4 separate regions of the Homo sapiens genome follow, and regions 1, 2 and 3 are each linked to region 4. Evidence: chromatin contacts called from ENCODE Hi-C or POLR2A ChIA-PET data. All regions are on one chromosome and are shown on one strand. The core of a region is the stretch at or near the end of the contact, and the rest is flanking DNA. Distances in the headings are between cores, read along the strand shown. Region 1 holds the start of TRPC6 (transient receptor potential cation channel subfamily C member 6). Region 2 has its middle 110 kb from the start of MIR3920. Region 3 holds the start of ARHGAP42 (Rho GTPase activating protein 42). Region 4 holds the start of PGR (progesterone receptor).

What was found. Hi-C counts contacts between places; a loop is a spot of excess contacts on that map. ChIA-PET counts read pairs that join two places held with the same protein, here RNA polymerase II (POLR2A). Pooled maps may share reads with other maps.
Region 1: a loop to region 4 is called in a map of sigmoid colon, with 3 times the contacts of the local background. The contact joins the promoter of TRPC6 here to the promoter of PGR in region 4. A Hi-C loop is called at or near these places in 1 of 168 maps with a recorded cell type or tissue (sigmoid colon).
Region 2: a loop to region 4 is called in a map of sigmoid colon, with 2.7 times the contacts of the local background. The contact joins the enhancer-like site here to the promoter of PGR in region 4. A Hi-C loop is called at or near these places in 1 of 168 maps with a recorded cell type or tissue (sigmoid colon) and 1 of 50 pooled maps. POLR2A ChIA-PET finds 5 or more read pairs at or near these places in 1 of 52 experiments (WTC11).
Region 3: a map of tibial artery shows a loop between it and region 4 (4-fold over the local background). The contact joins the promoter of ARHGAP42 here to the promoter of PGR in region 4. A Hi-C loop is called at or near these places in 2 of 168 maps with a recorded cell type or tissue (tibial artery and vagina) and 5 of 50 pooled maps.

Annotation. Positions count from the first base shown.
Region 1 is chr11:101,582,739-101,585,502 of GRCh38, forward strand. TRPC6 (transient receptor potential cation channel subfamily C member 6) reads right to left here and starts at 1,269. Exons shown (of 13, transcript NM_004621.6): 1 at 596-1,269. The coding sequence starts at 765.
Region 2 is chr11:101,406,131-101,409,071 of GRCh38, forward strand. No RefSeq gene overlaps it. Among named protein-coding and RNA genes, the nearest start is that of MIR3920, 110 kb to the right of the region's middle. Within about 2 kb of position 1,366, at least 3 of the 41 ENCODE cell types and tissues checked have a DNase peak (open chromatin) inside an H3K27ac peak, as active enhancers do.
Region 3 is chr11:100,685,904-100,688,847 of GRCh38, forward strand. ARHGAP42 (Rho GTPase activating protein 42) reads left to right here and starts at 1,385. Exons shown (of 24, transcript NM_152432.4): 1 at 1,385-1,929. The coding sequence starts at 1,776. ARHGAP42-AS1 (ARHGAP42 antisense RNA 1) reads right to left here and starts at 2,052. Exons shown (of 2, transcript NR_133571.1): 1 at 1,730-2,052. RefSeq lists silencers at 755-1,049, 1,100-1,289, 1,590-1,759 and enhancers at 986-1,696, 1,410-1,459, 1,780-2,149.
Region 4 is chr11:101,128,563-101,131,295 of GRCh38, forward strand. PGR (progesterone receptor) reads right to left here and starts at 1,251. Exons shown (of 8, transcript NM_000926.4): 1 at 1-1,251. The coding sequence starts at 508. It also overlaps PGR-AS1.

The DNA of each region.
Region 1 (2,764 bases), core at 19-2,518, 450 kb after region 4:
TTCTATTTCTGTCTTCACTCCAAGGCCCCAGGACCGGGGAGAGGTCCTGGTCTAACTTTGGCTGTCCCACGGTCCAAGGACCTCAGCGCTCAGCCCGAAACGCTAAGCCAAGCGTGGAGACCGCCGGGCGCACCCAGCACCCAGGCAGCTCCAACCCTTGGAGTTCTAGTCATCTCTCCCCCACATAGGCTAAGAGTCACCCGGGCGCACATCTGAATCAGCCCCCTGTTCAGATCCCGCCTGTTACGTAGCGATCCTGTCTCTTGTAGAGCGCAGGATGAAGGGGTCTGGAGAAATCGACCACCCATCTAATCACCTGCAATGGTGGTGTTACTATGCGGTCTCACTCTCGTGGGCAAACATATCCATGCGTACCTACGAGGAGCAAACCTAGACAACCCCGCCTCCCCCACTCCCCGCGCGCCCCTCCACTCACTCAGGTCCCAGCCCTGGCTCTCGCGGACCTCCCAGCACCGTCCTAGGAGGTACACACGCGGGTTCAGGACGCGCGCGGACGGACTCGGCCACTCCTGCGAGCGCACAACCTCCCTCCGCGCAGCCCGCGCCCGATCCGCCCCGCGTCGCCGGCACTCACAAGCAGGGGTAGTAGCCGTAGCAAGGCAGCGGGGCTTGCGGGCAGCCGTCTTCTCCCAGCTCCGAGTCCATGAGCAGATAGTCCTGGCTCTCGTTGCGCCGCGCAGCGGCTCCGGCAGCGCCCCGGGGAGAACTGCCCCTCCGGGGCCCGAACGCCGGGCTCTGGCTCATGGCGGGAACGCCCGACTGGCCTGGGCCCCGCTCCCGGGGGAGCCGAGTGGGCAGTTCCAGCGGGGACCCGGTGCGGAGGGTTCGCGTCAGCGGCCGAACTGGACCTGGGCAGACCGGTGCCCAGGGGACGACGGTGAAGCAGGGGGTGCAGACGCCCGCCGCAAGTGGCTCGCCCACTGGCCCGGGGAAAAGTCACCACTTAAGGGGGTGCAAAGAGGATCTTGACCTGAGCAGGTCAGGCCGAGGAGACCCCGCGAGGATGCGTCTGGGGCGCCCGGGCAGAGAGGGCACAGGCGGGGCCGCTGGTGGTAGCGAAGCGTAAGAGCGGAGAGCAAGGGAGACGGAGCTGAAGAGTTACTATGTCAACAGAGACTCTCCAGCCCTCAGCTCCCGCCTTCATCCCCCGCACTCTCCGTCAAGATCCCCACCTTTAAAGGGATCCGAGCGACGTTCTAGAAAGCAGCCAAAGCCTGTCCTGTAGCCACAACTTTCAGGAGGCGGTATGAGCCTGAACTAGGAGGAGCCAGGCACGCACTCTTTTTTTCCCCTCCACTATTTAGTTGGCTCATTTAGTAAGGATACCAACTGCGGACTTCGTAGGAAGCTTCCTTTAAGAACCACTCTCAAAGAGCCAAGGAAACCTGTTCCTTAAAAGGGACACGAGCCTCTTCTTTCTCCAGACTGCCTTCATTTTCTTTGGTCATTTTCTCTCTTACCCTCAACTCATAAAGTTATTATGACTCTGCTTTAAAAATGAACAACGTTCTATGTTCCAAACGCCAGATGTTCCCAGTTCCTGAGAAAACCAACAAAAATAGGCAAGCATTTTCCAATGATACCGATAAAGAGGCCAACAACCTGCTTACTTCAGAGAAAAAATTTTCCTTCCGTCACTGCGAATGCAAGAATGATTTCTCTGCCAGATGTTTCCCACGTTTCCAAGCTGTTTTATTTTTAAGACTTAGTTTTAAATTCTGATTAATATGCATACGTGTGAGAAGTAAAAACTTGTCAACAAGGATGAATCAGTATTTGTAGACCTTTAAGCAGTAGTAGCCAATTAAGAATCCATTCATTAAGTCAACAAATATTTAATGAATGCCAACTGCGTTTCAAATCATTTCAGAATTCGGAGGCAAAGAAGCAGATGAGGCACCTGTCTGCCCTCATAGAGCTTTCGTGGCAGAAAGGGGGACCAATTAAATAAGCAAATGAAAAAATATCAAGGACAAATGCTACAATGAAAATAAAACAGGTTGATGTGATGGCAGCTGGTGAATGACTACTTCAGATGAGATGGTTAAAAGAGGCCCCTCCAAGGAGGTGCTCGTTAAGTTGAGACATGCATGGCAAGCAGCCAGCCATGAAAAGATCAGAGGCCCATTGCAATTGGATGAAAGAAAGCCAGACTGAAATCTGTCTGCAAAGGTGCCTTTGCTTCCCATGAACAGGTGGACAACAAAATGAATGTTGGAAGTGTGGGAAAATGCAATTGATTTGATAGAAGGGAAAAGAGCTCACACATTTAGAAACTTCTGAGTTTGCCTTTAAATTTAGAACTGAAACTCAGAGAGAGCAGAAACCACTGTGTCCTGAGGATCCAGCTTCGTATTTGACACAGGTGTGTAGGGTGCATGCATGCATGCTTGGGTGGGTGAGTGGGTGGGTGGGTGGATGGATGGATGGATGGACGGATGGATGGATGGATGGATGGAAGGAATATAGAAAAAATAAGAAAATGCTCTTGGCCCTGGAAAGAACATTTTCCCTGGGGAAACAAACAACCTGCATCATTCTGAAGTCTGTTCTTTCTGATTTAACAGCCTTCCTTTTTGATCTTTCAACATGTGGAGCCATGATTTAAAATTCTTATAATTTTCTAGTTACTATACCTAGCAATAAGATATTCTTCCTAAAATTTGTTTGTGGCAACTGCTATCTGTAAGTATTCATTAGCTTTGATGCTTGAATGAATTAATCAATAAACGTTTAGTTAAAC
Region 2 (2,941 bases), core at 116-2,615, 280 kb after region 4:
TCCGACACTTAGTTTTAAATCATGCCTCTGTTATTTATTAGCTGTCAGAAAACCGGCAAGCTTCTTAACAACTCTATGCTTTGGTTCAAATAGGGATAATCATATACCTATTTAAAGGATTATATGAGGATTCACTAAAACATTATCTACAGATATTATTAATTATAATTATTAGTCCCCCCTTCATCATTCTTTCCAGTTCATTTGTTCTGCAAACAAACAGTCCTGCTGCAGAATGTAGCTTCAATCCAGCTGCTGGCAAGAGGTATCTTTCCAGCTCCCAGGGTGCCTCATGCAGGTATTTTTATGGTTACTGCAGAACACATTAACAAGTAATAGTGCTGTTTTCCTCTGAAACTACATCTCAAAGTGAGAATGGTACTCGTTCTGCCTTAAGCTTAGATCAATGTGGACACAACTTCCAGTATTGATGATTGCAAAAGTGAGTCTTAGATTCTCATTGCCTGCTAACGAAGATATATTCTGTAAGTATGCAAGTCCTTCTGTATAGTTCTTTTCCAAATTCTTATACATGTCACCTTCCAAAGGAGTAAGTCTTCGACCACAGGCAATTGTGGTCTCTGTACTTGCAAAAAAAACGAAACGAGGCTCCTTGATAAGGTTAGCCATGAGAAGCAAGAAGTCATGATCATAGAGCTGGCAGACAGCAGGGACCAGATCTGTAGCAGCATCTAGAGCAGTGGTGGGACTGGGAAGAGTGGGGCTTGCAGAAGATCCCTAAGGCAGCACTGAGGAAACCATTTTTAAAGCACCTGCATCAAGGTGGGGAGTCGGATGGAGTTTGAGGGCTTAAAAGGGGAGGGGGGCTGGGGTGGTGGTGAAGTGTCTTAGTTGTTCAGGCTGCTGTAACAAAATACCATAAACTGGGTGGCTTAGAAACAACAGAAATTTATTTCTCACAGAGAAATAAACGGAGGCTGGAAAGTCCAAACTCAAGACACTGGCAGATTTTGTGTCGGGTGAGGGCTCACTTTCTGGTTCTTAGATAATGCCCTCTCCCTGCATCCTTACATGGCAAAAGGGGTGAGAGATCAGTCTGGGGTCCCTTTTATAAGGGAACTAATCTCATTCATGAAAGTTCTTCCCTCATGACATAATCATTTCCCCAAAATCCCACCTCCTAATACCATCACCTTCAGAGTTAGGATTTCCCCATATGAATTTTGAAAGGACACAGGCATTCACTCTATAGTATAGACTGTCAAAATCTGAACACCCAAATAATACTTGTGCAGGAGTCGGCAGCTGCCTCTTAGCCTGTGTATGGCTCCGGTCTCTAAAACAATCTTAAAAGTGTCTCAGGCTCACAGAGAAGTCCAAGGTTGGTAAGACTTCCAGGACCTTATGTGGGCTGTTTCAAAACCAGGAGGAATGTAGCAGGCTTGCCAAGGGATGAGCTGCCTTTCCTCTAAGGAGGAGAGAACAGTTCTTTATTCTTTCTTTCTCCCACAGCAAAATGAAAGCATACCCAGGGCCATGGAGACCTGTTCTCTAGGACACCCTGACCTTTCCCATTCCAGTTTAGGCTTAAGGGGCAGAATCTGCCACTTAAGCCATATATCTAGTTTGTGAAATTGTTTTGCATTCAAGTTCCTAGAAAATACCATGTAGTTCACTCGTACTTTTTTAAAAGCTTCTCGTTTAAGATTTGATTAATGCAAATGTTTGGATTTGAGAAAAAAATGATTTTGAAAGACAAAATTTAGAGGACAGTGTTCCTTTGTTTAATTATTTAATATCTTCTTCAGTGACTTGTCAACACATATATGTAAAATTGGGTTTAATTCTTAATCATAATTCCCTTTGTATTCAAAGTCAAAACTAAAGATAGCTAAAGCATTCTAGAAGATTTAATGTATTTAAGTTCAAGAAATGGTTTCCTGTCAAATGCTGACTTTGGTGACAGTGAGGCTCTATTTATGTCAAAATAAATTTTAGAAGAACAATGCCAGATTAAAAATTTGGTCAAAGTGAATAATTTAATTAAAAATAATCAAAGCTATCATTCTACTTTTTATAAACGGTAACACAAGATAAAGAACAAAGTTTAAAAAAATTCACATGTTAATAAAGCCATATCATTGCAGCTGAACATGTTGACAGCAAACCCCAAATGTCTCATGTTTGTCAGTTAGTTTTTGCTAAATTACACATTTTTCCAGAGTCATCACACACCAGCATTCAGAATCAACAAGTGTTTCCAACACCCAGTATGTGCTAGAAAATTTATCAAGGATGCTTACCTATTTTATCACACGTAATTCCCACCATAAACGTTTAGAATTGCCTTTATTCCCATTGTAACCTTTGAGTCACATAACTTGGTACATGCCAATTAGCCTGTCTTAGACAAGGATTTGCTTTTGTTTTTCTTTTCCCTCTGTGGATAAAATCCAAGGCAGACATGAGCAGTAGTTCTCAACTTAGAGTGATTTTTACCCCACAGGGGACATTTGACATTGTCTGTAGACATTTTTATTCTCACAATAAGAGGGTGCTACTAGTGTCTAATGGGTAGAGTCTAAGGATGCTGCTAAACATCCCATGATGCACAGGGAAATTCCTCACAATAGTGAATTATTCATCCAAAAATGTTAACAGTGCCGAGGTTGAGAAACCTTGGGCAAAAAAATTGAATTGGGTAACTACATCACAAAAGATGAGTCTTAGGTGAGCAGTAAACATGAATTCAACTCAGTTGAAAGAACAGAAGCATTTTAAAACTGGATATTAATTTTAACTCATCTACTTTTTGGCATTCCAAAGGCTTTTATTTTTCAGTAGCAGTTAGCACAGATTTTCATTTATTCATTATTTATTATACACTGGTGTGTGCCAAATATCACCCATGAAGACATAAAAATAAATAAGGCATGGCTGCTGTCCTTAGGAAGTTCAAACTCACTTGAGGGGATGCTGA
Region 3 (2,944 bases), core at 135-2,634, 440 kb before region 4:
ATGGCAATCGCCGCCTCCCGGATTCCAGTGACTCTCCTGCCTCAGCCTCCCAAGTAGCTGGGACTACAGGCGTGCGCCACCAGGCCCAGCTAATTTTTGTATTTTTTAGTAGAAACTGGGTTTCACCGTGTTGGCCAGTATGGTCTCCAACTCCTGACCTCAAGTGATTCTCCTGCATCAGCCTCCCAGAATGCTGGTATTACAGGCGTTAAGTCACTGCGCCTGGCCCATACTGTTTACATTATCTTATCTGTTTTAGGTTTACATGTTATTTTTAATGTTCCTGTACATTTAAAAAATTGAAACCAAGAATCTTGACTGGCTCTGAAACTTAATTGGGAAAAATGTAAAGCACTTTAGTGGAATTTTTCCCATGATCTGTAGAATAGTTTTTAAACAGATGGTTCATATGGACAAAGCAATGAAAATGCAGAAATTAAAAGCAGATCCTTAAGAACAATATCCGAGTTCTCAGAAATCCTATAGATGATGTCAGGACGAGATGTAAAGCAGTCGTTTCTTTTGCTGTCAAGGTTTTAAGAGAACAGAAATTTATTAGGTGAACCTCCACCGGAGGAAGGATAAAGCCTGTGGGTAGGAGTTAACTATTTATTTCAAACTCCAGTCCACTTCAACAATTTGAAAATTTTCCCGCTCCTAGGACAATTCCATCCAGGTGCCAATAGGAGATACTACTATTGTGATGCAAATAGGTATTCTACTAGAAGTAGGAGCACGTAAGCAGAGTGAGGATGACTTGAAAAATCGTCCCACCTTCCCAGCTATGGAGTGGGGGCAGGGGGAAGAAACACCTCCAGGCTGGATCATTGAAGCTGAGGGGTGGGAGAGCGACGGGACAATTTTTCAACGTGGAATTCAAATGCATTCGGTGGGGAAGTGTGAAGTAAAATCTAAACGAACGCTAGACAGTAGTATCTTCCATCTACGCTTCAAAATACTCAGACTTTAGGGAAACTTAACGTTGGTTTTTCTCCCAGAGAATTGTAGGGAGTGGGTGGAGGGGACACTGTTAGGGGAGGTATATTGGGAGTCAGATCCTTTTGTGGAGCGAGGGACCCCGAAGTGTCACCAAGGGCTAGCCGAAACCAGGGGCCCAAGAGGGGACAGGGCTAACACCCCAGCCAAGGCCGGAGCGCAAGCGCGGGGCTGCAGCGCGGGGAGCCCTGGAGCCCAGTGCGGGCGGACGGGTGGGGCAGGAGGGCAAAGGGGCGAAGGGGCGGGGTGGCGCTGGGTGGGAGCGCGGCGGCGGGGAGGAGGGTCTGGGAGCCCGGGTGCGATTTGCAAGCGCTCTGAGCCTGCGTCCGCCGAGGGGGAGGGTTTCCCCAGCCCGGCCGGAGTTGCGGCTGTGCGCTGCTTCTGGCTCACAACGCCGACGACTGTCAAGAGAGTTGGGGAGTGGAACTGCCGGAAGTGTCTGCGCGCCGTGAGAGAAACTTTCCTGCTCCGGCCGCGGCCCGGAGCCTCGCCGCCCCCGCGTTCCGAACGACGATGCGTCCAGATGACAACAACCTGAGGGGACTCGCGCCTCGGCCCGCCGCCCGCGCCTGCGCTCGCCTAGCCTCGGGGGAGGAAGACTGAGCCCGGCGCAGGCGGCGCGGCGCTCGGGGCCCGTTTCCTCCGCGCAATCAGTCCCCTCGCGTCCCGGCGCCTTCCCCGCGATCGCGCGACCCCAGCGCCCGCCGCGGCCGCCGGCTGCCCCCGCCCTGACCTCCGGCCCGGACGTGTCCGCGGCCGCCGCTGGCAGCGCCTGTGCCATGGGGCTGCCCACTCTGGAGTTCAGCGATTCCTACTTGGACAGCCCAGATTTCAGGGAGCGCTTGCAGTGTCACGAGATTGAGCTGGAGCGAACCAACAAGTTCATCAAGGAGCTCATTAAGGACGGCTCTCTGCTCATTGGGGCGTTGAGGAGTAAGTAGGGCTGGCGGGGGAGTGGACACCCGCATCTGGAGAGTCCCCGCGGGGTGCGGGTCCGAAGGGTGGGTTGGAGGAGTCGGAGCTTCTTTTGTTTGAATGGATTTGGGGACAAAAGCTGAAGAGCTCCCCTGCTGGTGGCCAACAAAGTTTGTTCTTGAGGTGTTCTTTACTTACTCACATGTCTACAGGGATGGGGAAAGTTCTCTACAGGGCACTGGAATATATCCTGAGGAAAGTCGTTCAAAGTCATCTCGTTGTGTAATGCTCCTAGGAAGATGTTGGGGACTTTAATTTTTTTTTTTTAATTTATTGTGTCTATTAATAGTTTGAACTAAAAAAGCCCTTAAGGGGGGAATCAAGAGTTTGTCTTAAAGATAAAATTAGGCTAGTTTAGTGATATTGAAAGAAAATTATTAATGTCTCTCATACGTCAGTGGCTCTTCATTGGACACAGTCATTGAGTTGGCTTTTTAAAAAGCATACATTTGCAGTTTTGCCATTTTGTAAGATAATGGAAGACAGCAAGGCACCAGTGCATTTTAACTCTGCAAGTTTTCTGTGCGTCTTAGTTTTGGTTTGCATTGTGTGGGTGTTGGGTGTGTCATTGGGATGAAAGTTAAGGGGTTAAAGGCCAATCAGAACTTTTGATGATCTGTAGAATATAAAGACTGTTATAGTCTATAATATAGGGCTTCTTCCACCTCCTTTCCCATACACCTCTTGATCAAATTTTCCTTCCTCCTTTTATCCTCTGGATCTTAGCTTTCAATTCCTAAGACCTAAGAGTATCTGAAACTGAAGAGTTTCTCTTACAGAGAATTGAGCACAATTACATGATATGGCTTGTTACCTTTCCCAGGAGGTATTTGCATCTTTTAAAAAATTTATTTTTATTTATTTATGTATTTATTTATTTTCCATCTTCAAAGGAGCCTGTGAAAAGTATTTGCATCTTAATAGAGGCTTCTGGATGTTTTAGCTACTGAAATGAAGCCGTGGAATCTCTGGT
Region 4 (2,733 bases), core at 1-2,500:
ACCCGGACCGGCTCATGAGCGGGGACAACACCCGCTGGGTGGCGGGGGCAGCCGGTGGATCTTCGGGAAGTTCGGGGCCAAACAGGCACCAAGAGCTGGTGACCTCGCAGGCGGGAGGGCTGGGTTGGCTCTGCCCGGGACCTGAGGGCGCCAACAGAGTGTCCAAGACACTGTCCAGCAGTCCGCTGTCCTTTTCTGGGGGACTAGAACTGCTGCCTCCAGCACCCCTTGTAGCTTCAGCTCTGGAATATGCGCCCTCCACGTCCGACAGCGACTGCTGGTCCTGCGTCTTTTCGTCGGAGGGGTCCTGTCCCTGGCAGGGCCGAGGGAAGAGTAGCCCGTCCAGGGAGATAGGTATGGCCGAAACTTCAGGCAAGGTGTCCGAGGTCTGGCTCCCCGGGAACGGACCTGCGGCTGGGCGACACAGCAGTGGGGATCCGACCTCGGGGGAGGGCGGGCCGCCCGCCACGTGGGGAGCCCGGGGACCCTTTGCCTTCAGCTCAGTCATGACGACTGGACTCCCCTTTTCTCCTCCCCCGTCTCCAGGAGGAGGGAAAAGGGAAGGAGGAGGGGGTTTCGGGAATATAGGGGCAGAGGGAGGAGAAAGTGGGTGTTGAATGTGGCTGGACCGGAGGGATCTCCACCTCCTGGGTCGGGGGCGGGGGAGGGCGGCGCTGGTCAGCTCCTGCCCTTGGCCTCCATCCTGTCGTCAGGGGAACTGTGGCTGTCGTTTGTCCCAGCGAGCGGCAAGTGGGGAGCGCAAGAAAAAGTAGTAATTGTTAGGAGATCTCGTCTCCTAACTCGGGGAGTTCTCCAAGAGAGTTCTCCAACTTCTGTCCGAGGACTGGAGACGCAGAGTACTCACAAGTCCGGCACTTGAGTGGCTGCGGCTGCGACGGCAATTTAGTGACACGCGGCTCCTTTATCTCCCGACTTTTTCTCTGGCATCAAACTCGTGCATGCTGTGAAGCTCTCAGTCCCTCGCTGAGTTCCACTGCCCCCTCACTAAAACCCTGGGGCTAGTCGGACCTCTCGGTACAGCCCATTCCCAGGAAGGGTCGGACTTCTGCTGGCTCCGTACTGCGGGCGACAGTCATCTCCGAAGATCTCAGATCCCAGTAGTGCGGGAGCACTAGCCGCCTCGGGTTGTAGATTTCACTCAAATGACAAGTGAAGCTAGTTCTCATTGAGAATGCCACCCACACGCACAAATACAACAAGGCTTACCCCGATTAGTGACAGCTGTGGACTGGCCAGACAGCTTTCTAACAACGCCTCCTCCTCTAGGGAGGCCCCGCCCAAAGCCCCTCCCTACCCCAATTACCGGTAGGATCTGAAACTCTGGAGTTGGCATTTCCACCCGTTATTCTGAATGCTACTCTCAATAGCAGGTTCTTTGGGATGGAACCTCATAAGCATATTACGTTTTGTTTTGCAAATTAAGAATTATGCCCTATCTAATTGGAAAAATGAATAGATTCTATCAGAAGTAGAATTTTTGTCACCATTTTAAGATTTCAGTTTTGTAAAGATTTAACACAGAGGAAGACATTTGGCTACATTATCTTTTAAAATAATAAATGTATCAAGGACGATACTAAATAAGAGATTCTCTCCCTTATGAGTTCCATAAAAGTGAATGCTTTCAAGTTTCTCCTGCTGCGACCAACATGTCCTGCTCCTCTTGAGTATCCTCAGCGTGACAAAGAAATTTGGGAGTGGGAGATGGTAACACCTCTGTATCTATGATGGAAGTTTGGATGTTGTGTGCCACACTTCGATTTGTCTTAAGGAATGTGTTCCAATTTTTAGTAAATAGCACTTTAAGGAAAGTTTCCTTTAGCTCCAGCTTATACAGTGTGCTACATCATAACATCCTCAGTAGAGATGTTGAACAGTACTTTTTACCCTAAATATTCTTAGTCTGAAAAGTAATTATCTTTGAGCTTATAAAATGGATCCCCGCTAAATTCATGAAGTCAGTAGAAAAAGGGAAGAATATTGCAATATATATTTTAGATACACAGTCATAAACTGTATTTGACCCAAGACCATTGGGTATTTTAACATCATCTTAAATATACCTTGTTCAAAACAGAGTGAATGATTTGCAAATTTTCTTGTAGGACCTCAAGGTCTAGCTGTGCTAATGACTCATAGTTTATCTCAACCATGTATAAAGAATGCAGAAGACTCCAGAAGGTGGGGGAGCCACTAGAGGTAAGGAGCCTGGACCCCTCGATCATCTGGGGAGGGGCTATATGAGTGAGAAACAAACCTTTATCATGTTAGGTTACTAGGATTTGGAGTTGGTTGTTCTAGTAAATAGTTTACTCTGATTAATTTTAGATATGTGGAAGTTAGGCAGATAGAGGAAAGGTAAAGAGAATTCTGGGAAGCAGGTATAGAATGTTCACCGGGCATCAAATGGCAGGATATAATATGGCAACTGCAAGGGGACCATTATGAATAGAACAGGAGCAAGTGTGGGCACAGAAGTATATGAGACTAGAGAAGTAAACTAATTTATTAATATCATTATTGTTGTTTTCAGGCTTTCTCTTTCCAGCCTATCTTAAAACAGTTACCATGCTTTATTGAGGTGTAATTCCAGTATCATACAGCTCACTCAAAGTATCAGTTCATTGATTTTTCATGTACTCAGAGTTGTGCAACCATCAGCACTATTAATTTTGTAACATGAGTATGACTCTAAAATCTCAATACCCACTA